2 separate regions of the Homo sapiens genome follow, and region 1 is linked to region 2. A link is a contact called in ENCODE Hi-C or POLR2A ChIA-PET data. All regions are on one chromosome and are shown on one strand. The core of a region is the stretch at or near the end of the contact, and the rest is flanking DNA. Distances in the headings are between cores, read along the strand shown.

Region 1 (5,561 bases), core at 2,420-4,919, 110 kb after region 2:
TCAGGAGTTCAAGACCAGCCTGGCCACCATGGTGAAACCCCGTCTCTACTAAAAATTAAAAAATTAGCCAGGCATGGTGGTGGGCACCTGTAATCCCAGCTATTTGGGAGGCTGACACAGGAGAATCACTTGAACCCAGGAGGCACAGGTTGCAGTGAGCCGAGATCACGCCACTGCACTCTAGCCTGGACAATAAGAGGGAAACTCCATCTCAAAAGCAAAACAAAAGAAAACAACACAACAAAAAACAAACAAAAAAATTTCTGCTTTCAATTATTTTGACTGTACACCGGAAGTGGAACTGCTGGGTTATATGGTAATTCTATGTTTAATTTTTTTTGAGGTACTACCATACTGTTTTCCATAGAAACTTTGTGGTTTTGAGTCACTGAGATTTGGAGTTGTTTGTTACTGCAGGACAACCTAGCCTGTCCTGATACTGCCACATACCCTAGATAATCTAGGATCAGCCAGGATTCTGATGAGGCCACAGTGCGGCAGACACAAGTGAGGGGTGTAGAAGCCGAGAGGCTAAACCAACCTGAGTTAACCCAGTATGAGGTGCAGTGATGAGGGTTAGCTAGCACAGATATGCCTCCTCTTGGGACCAAAGACATTAAGGTCAGGGTCTGGAACCAACCCTGTAGCCAAACGGTTGTTTCTTAACAGACATAAACCCCCTAACACAGTCACCTTGGACCTCTTGACCCCAGCAACCCATACATCCAAGGTTACATACTTTACCATACTAAGTGACTTTGGTGGCTCCTAATAATGTCATCATAAATAGCCCTATTGAATAGAAATTTACATTTGCTCATCATGGCCCTGAGAATTTCAGCTTTTTTTTTTTTTTTTTTTTTTTGAGACAAAGTCTTGCTGTGTTACCCAGGCTGGAGTGCAGTAGCACGATATCAGCTCACTGCAACTTCCGCCACCCAGGTTCAAGCGATTCTCCTGCCTCAGCCTCCCGAGTAACTGGGTTTACAAGCATGCGCCATGACACCCAGCTAATTTTGTATTTTAAGTAGAGACGGGGTTTCACCATGTTAGCCAGGCTGGTCTTGAACTCCTGACCTCAAGTGATCCTCCCGCCTCGGCCTCCCAAAGTGCTGGGGTTACAGGCGTGAGCCACTGCACCCACTGAATTTCAGCTTCTTAAGAGCAACTATGTTTCAAAAGTGTGGTGTGGGCTGGGCACGATGGCTCATGCCTGTCATCCCAACACCTTGGGAGCCTGAGATAGGAGCATCACCTGAGCCCAGGAGTTCAAGACCAGCCTGATCAACATAGAGAGGCCCCTATCTCTACAAATAATAATAATAAATTAGCCAGGCATGGTGGTGTGCATCTATAGTCCCAGATACTCAGAAGGCTGAGGCAGGAGGATTGGTTGAGCCCAGAATGTCGAGGCTACAGTGAGCCATGATCACTCCACTGCACTCCAGTCTGGGCAACAGAGCGAGACTGTGTCTCAATAAAAGAAAAAAAAAAAAGATGTGATGTGGGGTGATTTCAGAGCCGGATGAACCTGGCTTTGAATCCTGACTCTGCCACTTCCCAACTGTATGGCTTTGACTAAGACTGAGCCTCAGTTTCTTCATCTGTAGCGTGAGGAGAGTACAAGCCATATCACAGGGCTAGTGAAGACTAGAGAAAATACCATGTCTGGTGCCTGGCACATAGTAGACACTCAGTAAACAGTCGCTGCTGTTTGGGGCCGTGTTATATGTAAGCCCTTGATGAAGGCAGAGGTATCTCAGTCATCCTTCTATAAACGGTCTTCTCCTTTGCCAAGCTGGGTGCGCCATTTAGAGTGTTCACGGATGCCCCTCCTGATGTAGAAAGCGAACAGCCCAGGAGGGTCACATGTTAATTCCACCAAGGTTTACTGAGAATCTCCTAGCACCAAGTGCTGGGCTACAGGGATGACAGACGCGGCCCCTGTCCTCACAGAGCACTGGGAGTCTCTGGGCCGGTGGGGACCATGGACAGCAGGGCCTATCATCAGTAGGGCGGGGTGGCCACTTGAGTGAGGGTGACACTGAAAACGGCCAGAACTATGGCCTAGAAGCTGGTCTCAGATATCGAGGCTCAGGGTGGGGGTTGGGGAGACGGAGGGACCTGGAAGCATTGGAGAACCTCCCGAAGGAAAACCTTCCCGTCTGTATGAAAGGTCAGCTCCCGGTCCCAGAGAACTTGGCAACTCGGTTCTGTGACGCTAAAAGGGTGGCGTTGGGGGGGCGGGTGCTGGGCTGCATGGGGAGAAGGGAAAAGTAGGATCCGCTTCACTGTGAAGTGAGTCCCACCACCAACTCCAGCAATCCCTGCCCACAAGTAGGATGGCGGGTCCCTGGGAAGGGAGCACGCCATGTCCTGTGCCAGTCAGGGAGCTCAGGGCACTGTGATATAGCTGAAGTGCTGAGTAGAATTCGGGGTGCAGAGCTGCGGGTGGCTGGTGGGGTGCTGGGGCGCGCAAGGAGGCTGGAGGCGGGGGTGGGGGGGTGCCCAGCCCCAAGTCCTACAGCGGCTGCTGGAGGAGTGAGATGAGCACATAGTGAGTGGCTGTGCTGGTGGAATTAGACAGAGGTGCCCCAAGTCAGGAACCTAGAGCCCTGAGCGCTCCATGGGGAAGGAGAACAGCCCCCACGGTGAAGGGGTGAGGGCGGTGTGTAGGCACACACAGAATCTTCCAGCTGGAAGAGACCTTCAATGTCATTTCATTCAACCTCCCACCTCATGAAATCTTTCAGTCTTCCAGTGCCCAACTGAGGACACCCAACTCTACTTGGACACCTCAAGGTACGGGGAACTCACTCCCTTCAAGGCAGCTCATCTCAGAGAGGCTTTGGAGCCTGCGGGACGGCCAGGAGGAGCCTGGCGCTCCGACCTTGGCCCTGTAGAGCAGAGTGGCCTCTACTCCGCGGCGGCACCTGGCTGGGGGTTGCGGCGCGGTTGGGCCAGCGCTGCTGTCCCCAGCCCCAGTGCTGAGGCAGGCAGAGCGCAGTGGGCTCTGGCGGAGGTCGGGAGAACTGCAGGGCGAAGGCCGCCGGGGGCTCCGCGGGCTGCGGGGGGAGGCACTTGACACCGGCCCGGGGAGAGGAGGGGCCGCTGTCCCTGCGGCCAGTGCTGGATGCGGGGACCCAGCGCAGAAGCAGCGCCAGGTAGCGGGGCGCCCAGCGTGGGGAGGGCTGCGGCGAGGCCCGGAGCTCGGCTACGACTCGAGGGGCTCTGAGTGGCCGGGAGCGCGGCCGAGGCGGGGCGCCCGGGGCCCGGCCCCCGGTCTGGGCGGTGCGGGGTCCAGACCTCCGCCAAGCGGCGTGCGGGGACCCCGGCGGGGCCGCAGAGGCCGGGAAGTCGCGCCGAGGGCGCTAGGACCGGCCGCGCGCCCAGGCCGCTCCCGCCGCGGCGCCCCGGGGCCCCCCAGTCGGCGCTGCCTCCCGGGCCGGCTCCGCAGCGCCGGGGCCGGGGCCAGCGCGGCCGCGGGGGGCGAGCGGCGGGCGGAGGCCTGGGCCCGCGGGCGGCCGGAGGGAGGGAAGGAGGAAGGCGGAGAGAAGGGGTGGGAGGGGGGGACCCGGCGGAGGAGGCGGAGAGAGGGAGCGCGACAGCGAGCGGAGGGAGGGAGCGAGCGAGCGAGGCAGGCAGGCGGGCCGGGAGGGAGGGAGGGCGCGCGGGCGGCGGCGGCGGCGAGAGCAGAGGACGAGCCGGGACGCGGCGCCGCGGCACCAGGGCGCGCAGCCGGGCCGGCCCGACCCCACCGGCCATACGGTAATGAGCGCCGCTGCTGGCGGCCCGGAAGGCCGGCCCGGAGGCGGCGGGGAGCCGGGGAGCCGGGCGGGGGGCGCCGCGGCTGGCAGTGCCCGGCTCGGGGCACGCTCCCGGACCCCTGCAACTCGGCGCCGGGCGCCCGTGGGGCCGGGACTGCAGGCGGGGACGGCGGGCCGGGCTGGCCGGGGCGGCGCGGGGGATTTGAGGGTTTGTTTATGTCCCCGCGGGCTCGGCAGGCGCCCCCTCCCGTCCCGCCCGCTCCCGGCGCGGACCCCCCTCCCCGCCCCCGCCCGGCTCCGGGCTCAAGTTCAAGTCTATACAATGCCGCGGGGGGCCCCTCCACCGCCGGCCTGCGCCGCGGTGCCCGGCTCGCCGCTGCCGCAGGGGCCCCGGCCGGGCCGCCCCCGCCTTCCGGGCTCTGCCCCAGCCCCGCGGCCCCGCCTGGAGCCCGCGGCCAGGGCGCCGGAGGGCGCGGACCCCGACCCAGAAGGATCGGCCCCCGCGGCGGCCCGGGGGAGCGGGGGAGGGGGCGGGGGCCGGGCCCCGCGCAGGCTCCGCGGCGGCGGCAGAAAATGGCAGCCTGGCACGACCCGGCCCCCCGCCCCTCCCCCCGGCGCCCGGCCCTCCTCGGCCCCGCGGGGCGGGGGACCCGGGAGGCCCCCGGGGGCGGGCCGAGGGGTGATGGCGGGGCCGGGCCGGGGAGCGCCGCGCCGCGATCCTCCTCCGGCCACCTGTGGCTGGGGGTGCGGGGCGCCGGCGGGGCCGGGAGGGGCGGCGGGGCCGGGGAGAGCGCCCGCCTTGGGGGCACACCTTCCCCCGGAGTGCCGGCGGCACGGAGAGGGGTGGTCGTGCCCGGCTCCTCCCTGTCCCCACCGCGGGCCGTGGGTGCCCGGGCGGCCGCGGTGGCGGCGCCGCAATGTGGGGGCGGGGCGGGGGCGGGCGAGGATCCCGGGCCCGGGCCCGGGCCGCGGGGGCCGGAAAACGCGGGGGTGGAAGTAGCGGGGCCGGGACCGGGAGCGGCGCAGGGGGGGTACGCCCGGGGTCGCCCCTCCAGCACCCCCGCGCACACTCCCACGCACGCGGACACACTCACGCACACGCACCCCGCCGGGCCGGTGCAGACGTGTCCTTGAAAGCTTCGCATCTGCACAGTGAAGGACGAGGCCTCGCCGCGGCTGCGGAGCGGGGTCTTCGGCCCCACGTCCCCGCACCCCGGGAGACCTCGAGCTTCGGAGCCGCAGGCGGCGGCTGTCCGTGTCCCGCCCTCACCCCAGTTCCCCTCCCCCAGGCCGCCCTGCCTTCCCTCCCCTTCGGCGCGGACCGGGCTGGCGCGGGTCCAGGGCCCGCCCCTGGCCTCCCCCAGCCCCTCATCGCTGGGGCCCGCGGCCCTGGGGCTGCCAAACTGCTTTTCGCTTTCCTGAAGCCTCCCTTCTTGGGGGCACCCTCTCCCACCCCAGCGCCCCTCTGCCATTTCTCCCCCTCTCCTCATCCCCTCCGTCCTGGCACCCTCTCTCCGCTGCACGGCCAGTTGAGGAGGTGTTGGCGCCCTGGGCGGGGAGCAGTGCCCTCTGGTTCCCAGGGGCTGCCTCCCCCGGCTCCTGAGGGGAGCCCCCTGCGGCTGCACCTTGACCCAACATGGCGTCTGGCACCCAGCAGGGCAGCTCTGGCCTGCGGCAGGCGGGAGGGTGGGCAGGGCCGAGCCCCAGGGCCGCGCAGCTACCCCCCCTCCAAACCAGCGGGGACAGAAGCCTTGGGGAGAAGCGCTGTCCGCCCTGTGACCCAACTTGCCCCTC
Region 2 (6,502 bases), core at 3,867-6,366:
TGCTCCTTTAATTTTACATAAACACGCTCTTTAAGGCTGAAGCAAAGCTGACTGATTTTCAATGTGAAAATAAAATACACAAACTGTTTTTGTAGTTATTTCTAAACAGAACTAACATCAGAATCATCTGAGTCATCAGAATCATCTATTTCGGAAAAAATTGATTCATTAAATGAATCTTCAGCCAGCCGTTTGAGAACGATGTTAATAATTAACATCAGCCAGGCATGGTGGCTCACACCTGTAATCCCAGCACTTTGGGAGGCAGAGGTGGGTGGATCACAAGGTCAAGAGATCGAGACCATCCTGGCCAACATGGTGAAACCTCATCTCTACTAAAAATACAAAAAATTAGCTGAGCATGGTGGCGTGCACCTGTAGTTCCAGCTACTTGGGAGGCTGAGGCAGGAGGATGGCTTGAACCCGGGAGGCAGAGGTTGCAGTGAGCTGAGATCACGCCACTGCACTCTAGCCTGGTGACAGAGTAATACTCTGTCTCAAAAAATAATAATAATAATTAACATCATGCACAGGAATGCTACGCTTTCTAAGCTTTGGCATTTTCAGCAATCAAGAATTACAGTATTTTGTAAATGGAAATACCACTACTAAGAATAGAATGCTATAAATAGAATGATGTCTTTTCTTTCCAAAGTCCGTGTACTAGAGTGATGAGAGAATAATAATAAAAGCGAGATATTTCATGGGAAAGTTATCTCAGGGTAAATGCTGTATCTGCAAGCGCTGCCAGTGAGTATTCTCGGGACAAATGGGAAAAGGATTAAAAGCAATGCAAGCCAGAAGAAAATGGAACGGTACCTTGAAAGCACTGAGAGGACTTATTTTTCTTCATTCTAAAATATACAGATTTTCTAGCTTTTTCCACTGAGAAGGCCTAGAATCGGTGAGCCTAGAACAGTGGGCACCCTAGCATCCTGACTGCAGTCTCTAAATACTCTTTGCCAGTAAACGGAACGAGGGATCCTTAGAAGGATGGTTCATTCCAAGTCTGGGACAGGATATATAACAAACAAAACTACAGGGCCAGGCACAGTGGCTCACACCTGTATTCTCAGCACACTGGGAGGCCAAGGTGGGTGGATCACCTGAGGTCAGGAGTTCGAGACCATCCTGGCCAACATGGTGAAACCCCGTCTCTACTAAAAATACAAAAATTAGCTGGGCGTGGTGGCGCACGCCTATAATCCCAGCTACACAGGAGACTGAGGCAGGAGAATCACTTGAACTTGGGAGGCGGAGGTTTCAGTGAGCTGAGATTGCACCACTGCACTCCAGCCTGGGTGACAGAGTGATACTCCGTCTCAAAAAAAGAAAAAAAAGAAAAAAAACTAGAGCATTTTATTGTGCTAGAAAGCAGGAAAGCTAATAAGGTCTAATGGTTATATCAAAAGAACACAAGAGCCTATTACAGGAGCTCCCACTGGCCAAAGGTAGGAGAGTTTGAGCTTCAGAAAGGTGACTGGGGCCGGGCGCAGTGGCTCACACCTGTAATCCCAGCACTTTGAGAAGCTGAGGCAGGGAGATCACTTGAGGTCAGGAGTTCAAGACCAGCCTGGCCAACAGAGGCGAAAACCCGTCTCTACTAAAAATACAAAAATTAGCTGGTGGTGCACGCCTGTAATCCCAGCTACTTGGGAGGCTGAGACAGGAGAATCGCTTGAACCCAGGAGGCAGAGGTTGCAGTGACCCGAGATCATGCCATTGCACTCTAGCCTGGGAGACAAAGCGAGACTCTGTCTCAAAAAAACAAAAAAACAAAAACAAAAAAAAACCCAGAAATGTATCAGTCACATACAAACATAAAAGAAACCTACCAGCCATTTGCAAAGTGGGGACTTTGTTTGGATCTTGACTTTAATTGTAAATGGACATTTTTTAAGATTTGAGGAAATTGGCAGATGGACTGGGATACTAAAATATTTTTGTCTGTGTTTTTAGGTGTGATAATGGTGTTAGGTTGTGTGAAATGTTTTTACTATCTGATAGATGTACAGGCTCAAGTATTCCCAGGTGAAATAATTGCCTGGGGTTTGCTTTTAGCCACTCGTCCCTGCACAAAATGTTGGAGGAATGAAAATTCGATTAGATAACATTGACAAAATGTTGACATTCATTCAAGTTTTGCTATGGGTACCTGAGGGGTAGTCATTAGATTACTCTATTTTATGCAAGTTTTAATATTTCTGTAGTAAAAAGTTAGAAGACCATGTGCTTAAGGACCTTTCATGTATCTATAAGAGAGAGCCTCACTCAGAGTATATAGTGTTGCCTTATAATTAGGCGCAGTTCTAATGAGTTTGGGATGGGTACCAGTTTTATGGGAGAAATAGACTGATGCTAAAGGCAGTATCCTTATAGAAATAAAAATGTTTAACTGGCAACATGAAGTAACACTGAAAATTCTTAGATGTACACAAAAGCTTATAAAAGCATAGCGCTAGGGGGTCATGTAGTGATATTTAGTAGATTGGCTGTGCCTCAGTTGTCTTGCCAGAAGGCATCTTCTAAAAAGTGCATCATCACAGAGCGCAGCACCCGAACAAAAGTGGTACATGCGGCTCCCCTGCCGACTCAACAGGTTCTTCCCAAGGGCTGTCATGTCAGTGGGCCAGCGCCACTCCTGAAGGACTGCTTTTGTTTAAAGGATTTGAGAGATGGATTCCTGAGGATCTAACACCATATTCCATTATGCATTGTGGGTTTTTTATTGTTTTCCTTATCATGATTTATTATTTTTTAAATTTTTCTTTGAAGTTTGCTCATTTTAATCCATGTTCATTTCTCCCTCTGTATGTGTTTGTGTCACGCTTGCTGTCTTTGCCTCCATTGTTCCTAGGTTACAGTATAGCCAGGATATACCCAGTCACTTGGCCGATGAGCATGCGCTGATAGCCTCCTATGTGGCCCGTCTGCAGCACTGTGCACGGTCAGTGGTGGTGCAGCAGCAGTGGGTAGCCACGGGTGATCAGAGGGAGGGAGAGCTTTGCTACCTGGGGTTGTCAGCTGGAAAAAAAACTGCATGTCAGGTTTTTCTTGAGCAGCTACCAGCTATGTTTGGCAGAGTTAAAATAGTTGCTAAGCATTAGCTTCTACAAGAGAGGGAGGCTTGCCAAGCCTGGGCGCTGACCTAAACATGGAGTCAGACATTCTCCTTTAAAGTGGGGTTCACTTCCTTCAGCTTACACTCAAAAAATATATAAACCTATGAGGGATCGCAGTACTCACAGAGGTATCTGATGCAACCTCTTCCTGTTCATTCTTACCTAACTAATGAAATCTTTCTATTGACATTCCAAGTTTAGAGTTGATCAACCCACAGATATCCCACTTTGTCTTATCTGGGGACTTTGATACTGTCACCCTATTACATCTTTACCACCCTTTATCTGTTAGCAGGAATCTGTCAGTGTTGATTATTTAAACCGGTGATTCCCAACAATGGTATTGGGTCACTGTCACCTGAGGGTCTTTTTCCAAATTATGTAGACCCTCTCATATTATAATAGTTACATGTATTATAATAGCTCCACATTCCCCTTACCCTGAAAACTACTGCGGTAGTGACTCACTGTTAATAAGAGAATGTGTCTGATTCTTCAGTGGTTTGGGATGGAAAAACGTTTGATAACTGCTAACTATAGCAAAGTTAATCCTTTTTTTAAAAGATTTAATACCGAAAAAAGTGGTATTACTTTCAGGTAGGTCCAAAGTCTCCTGCTCACTCCATGCCCACACCCACCACCATTCTTCAAGTAGGATGACAGGTAAAGTTTAAGCAATCTAAAGCCATCCTTCCCCTACATAACAGCAAAGAAGAATCACAGTGCCAAACAACTTGGAAAGCCATGCTTTGAGATTCTTGTTCTTAGAGAGAAAACCATAATTTATAAGCTGTACACATAACAGAGGCTGAAGCTTTAAATTTTGATCTTAGTTTTGCTTATAGCATGCCATGGCTCCTTGGGAGGGTCATCTGACCTTGCTGCTACTTCCCCTAATAACAGAAGAATAAATTAATAGTCAGTTGGGAAATATACATATGAAAAAGACTTTTAAATATTATACTTTATACCGTTTTCCATAGTTTTCCTGATATGACTAAATAGCATCACTATTCTGGGGTATTTATGTATCTCTAAAGCTTGGAGAAGTAGAGTTTTCTTTTCTTTTTTTTTTTTTTTGAGACAGAGTCTCACTGTGTCGTCCAGGTTGGAGCGCAGTGGTGCCATCTCAGCTCACTGCAAGCTCTGCCTCCCGGCTTCATGCCATTCTCCTGCCTCAACCTCCCGAGTAGCTGGGACCACAGGCGCTCATCACCACACCCAGCTAATTTTTTTGTATATTTTTAGTAGAGACGGGGTCTCACTGTGTTAGCCAGGATGGTCCCGATCTCCTGACCTCGTGATCCGCCGGCCTCAGCCTCCCAAAGTGCTGGGATTACAGGCATGAGCCACTACGCCCGGCTGAGAAGTAGGGTTTTCTAAGCTTCTAAATATGTTTAATAGGCTTACCCTCTAGGAGGGAAGGAAGGGCCTGATAATTGTGTGCACTGCATCACAGAGTGTCTCCTCATCCAACAGATGATTTCTTTGCACACTGTCCCAGCCTCTTGGTCTCTAGGAACAGAGTTGTTTCACCCTAGGCAAGACAAATTCTTTATTATCACTAAAGGCAATTGTCCAGAGTGAGCAAAAGTTTCCATGGTAAAAATAGCAGCAGAATGTTTGACAAGAGACTGTTACCTAGTAATTTAGCCCAATAAGATTTATGGTAGGTTTAGCTAAGGCCCTGAAGTCTCACCTTGGCTCCCTGAACAAAAATTGGTGGCTGGTAGCCCTGGGAGAACATGATGAGTGAGTGAGTACTACATGACTTCTTGATTAGTAATCTAAGAAGCTGAGCTTCATACTTCTTCCGAGAAGTCAGAACTTTTCTGGCTAACTAATTCTGAAAATGAAAGTCAATTCAAACAGAAGAATAAGGATCCTTTCTAATCATTGACCTTAAAACCTCTCATCAACACAAGCTTCTAGTTTCTGGCTAGAAAACATAGCCAATTAAAGCAGTCTGTCATCCACACTCATGTATAAATGACAAATAGGATCAACCTTCCTAAGGAGATAGAATGTGATTGAGAAAAAGGAGCTCTTTTGCACAGAAGAACCTATTGTATCCCTTGCCAGATAACAGAGGTCAGCCACTTTAGGCCCCACTTCTTCGGCTACCAATCCCTCCATAATATGATCCACTTGTATCGTTAAGCATTCATTTTTATTGTTTTTTTTTTAATTTAAAAGATAGTTCTCTTATTTCAGACAAATACCTTTAAAGCACAAATATTATAGTTTATCTCTCACCTTGGGGCCTTGACCCTAAAATATTAAAGCCGCCTAATAGTAGTCTGTTCTTATTACAAGATCATTTTTGAGAGGGTGATCATCCTGAAGATGGATATTTGCATGCTTAAAATTATAAAGTGTTGACAAATGTCATAGGCGAAGACTCGAAGCACTTAAAAAAAAATCCCAGAAGAAAGACTAAGTTAAGCTTAAAGACTTAGCCAAAGAGATAGAAAGATTAAAAAAAAAAAAACTAGAAAAAATATAGTTGATTCTACACATGAAAAGTTCAGACAGGTCTTTATTGATTTAGCCACACCCTTCCCAGATTCCCCTCAGTAATTATAACAAACTTCGATGAGTATTGAAGTCATGTCTTTAAATTTTTCTGTATGACTTGTCATACTGCCAAACTCTGATCAAGGGTTTTTGGAAACCCAAGAACATAGGGCCAAAGTGGAGGTAAGCCACAACAGCCACCTCTGGTCATTTAGTCAACATCATCACTGTCGTCTTAAAGCATCTGCCAGTCCTAAACAGAGAATTATATAGCCACAGTCCCTATTAATCTAGGACTGTCTTGATAAGGATAAATAGCATTTGGTATACTAAAGAAGTCATGTATTTCAGAATCAGAAGTTCCATATCAGCATCCCATATGCAGAGCCAGCCTATTACTCAAGAACCCTTCCCTCATCCAGATACCACATTGTCTGATAGCCTGTCTGAATGGGTCCTTAGATTTTTAGAGTATTGGTACTCTTGTTGAAAAGTAATGCATTAAACTAATTAACTCCAAGATGGGGCTATAGATGTAGAATGAGCATAGTAAAGGAAGAGAAAGGGGCATGAAAAGGGGAATATTTGATGTCATGGAATCTTTCCAGCTTTACAGTGTGTTTGGCCTGCCCTGGCAAGGCCAAACTTTTGCTTAGCCAGTGTTAAGTATATTTTTTCTCAGCCCTCTGTTTTTCATGATGCTTTAGTTTTCTCTTGGTCTTTTTGAATTTGAGATCAAGGTCTAAAAAGTCATCAGTTTTAAACATTTGGTTAGAAATCCCTGCCTCAGACTTTGTGGGTGCCCTGTGTTTTCTCAGGCCTTGCATTCAAAATGAAGTGCCCCTTTGATGGTGGAGGAGCAG

The links. Hi-C counts contacts between places; a loop is a spot of excess contacts on that map. ChIA-PET counts read pairs that join two places held with the same protein, here RNA polymerase II (POLR2A). Pooled maps may share reads with other maps.
Region 1: a pooled map shows a loop between it and region 2 (8-fold over the local background). The contact joins the promoter of DNMT3A here to the enhancer-like site in region 2. A Hi-C loop is called at or near these places in 7 of 50 pooled maps. POLR2A ChIA-PET finds 5 or more read pairs at or near these places in 5 of 52 experiments (GM10248, WTC11, activated CD8-positive, alpha-beta T cell and 2 more).

What each region holds. Positions count from the first base shown.
Region 1 is chr2:25,340,033-25,345,593 of GRCh38, reverse strand. DNMT3A (DNA methyltransferase 3 alpha) reads left to right here and starts at 3,669. Exons shown (of 23, transcript NM_022552.5): 1 at 3,669-3,768. RefSeq lists an enhancer at 2,757-2,876 and silencers at 2,997-3,476, 3,537-3,746, 4,037-4,206, 4,307-4,546, 4,827-4,946.
Region 2 is chr2:25,451,850-25,458,351 of GRCh38, reverse strand. DTNB (dystrobrevin beta) reads left to right here. Exons shown (of 21, transcript NM_021907.5): 11 at 2,858-2,947. Among named protein-coding and RNA genes, the nearest start is that of DTNB-AS1, 34 kb to the right of the region's middle. RefSeq lists an enhancer at 5,100-5,159. Within about 2 kb of position 5,116, at least 2 of the 41 ENCODE cell types and tissues checked have a DNase peak (open chromatin) inside an H3K27ac peak, as active enhancers do.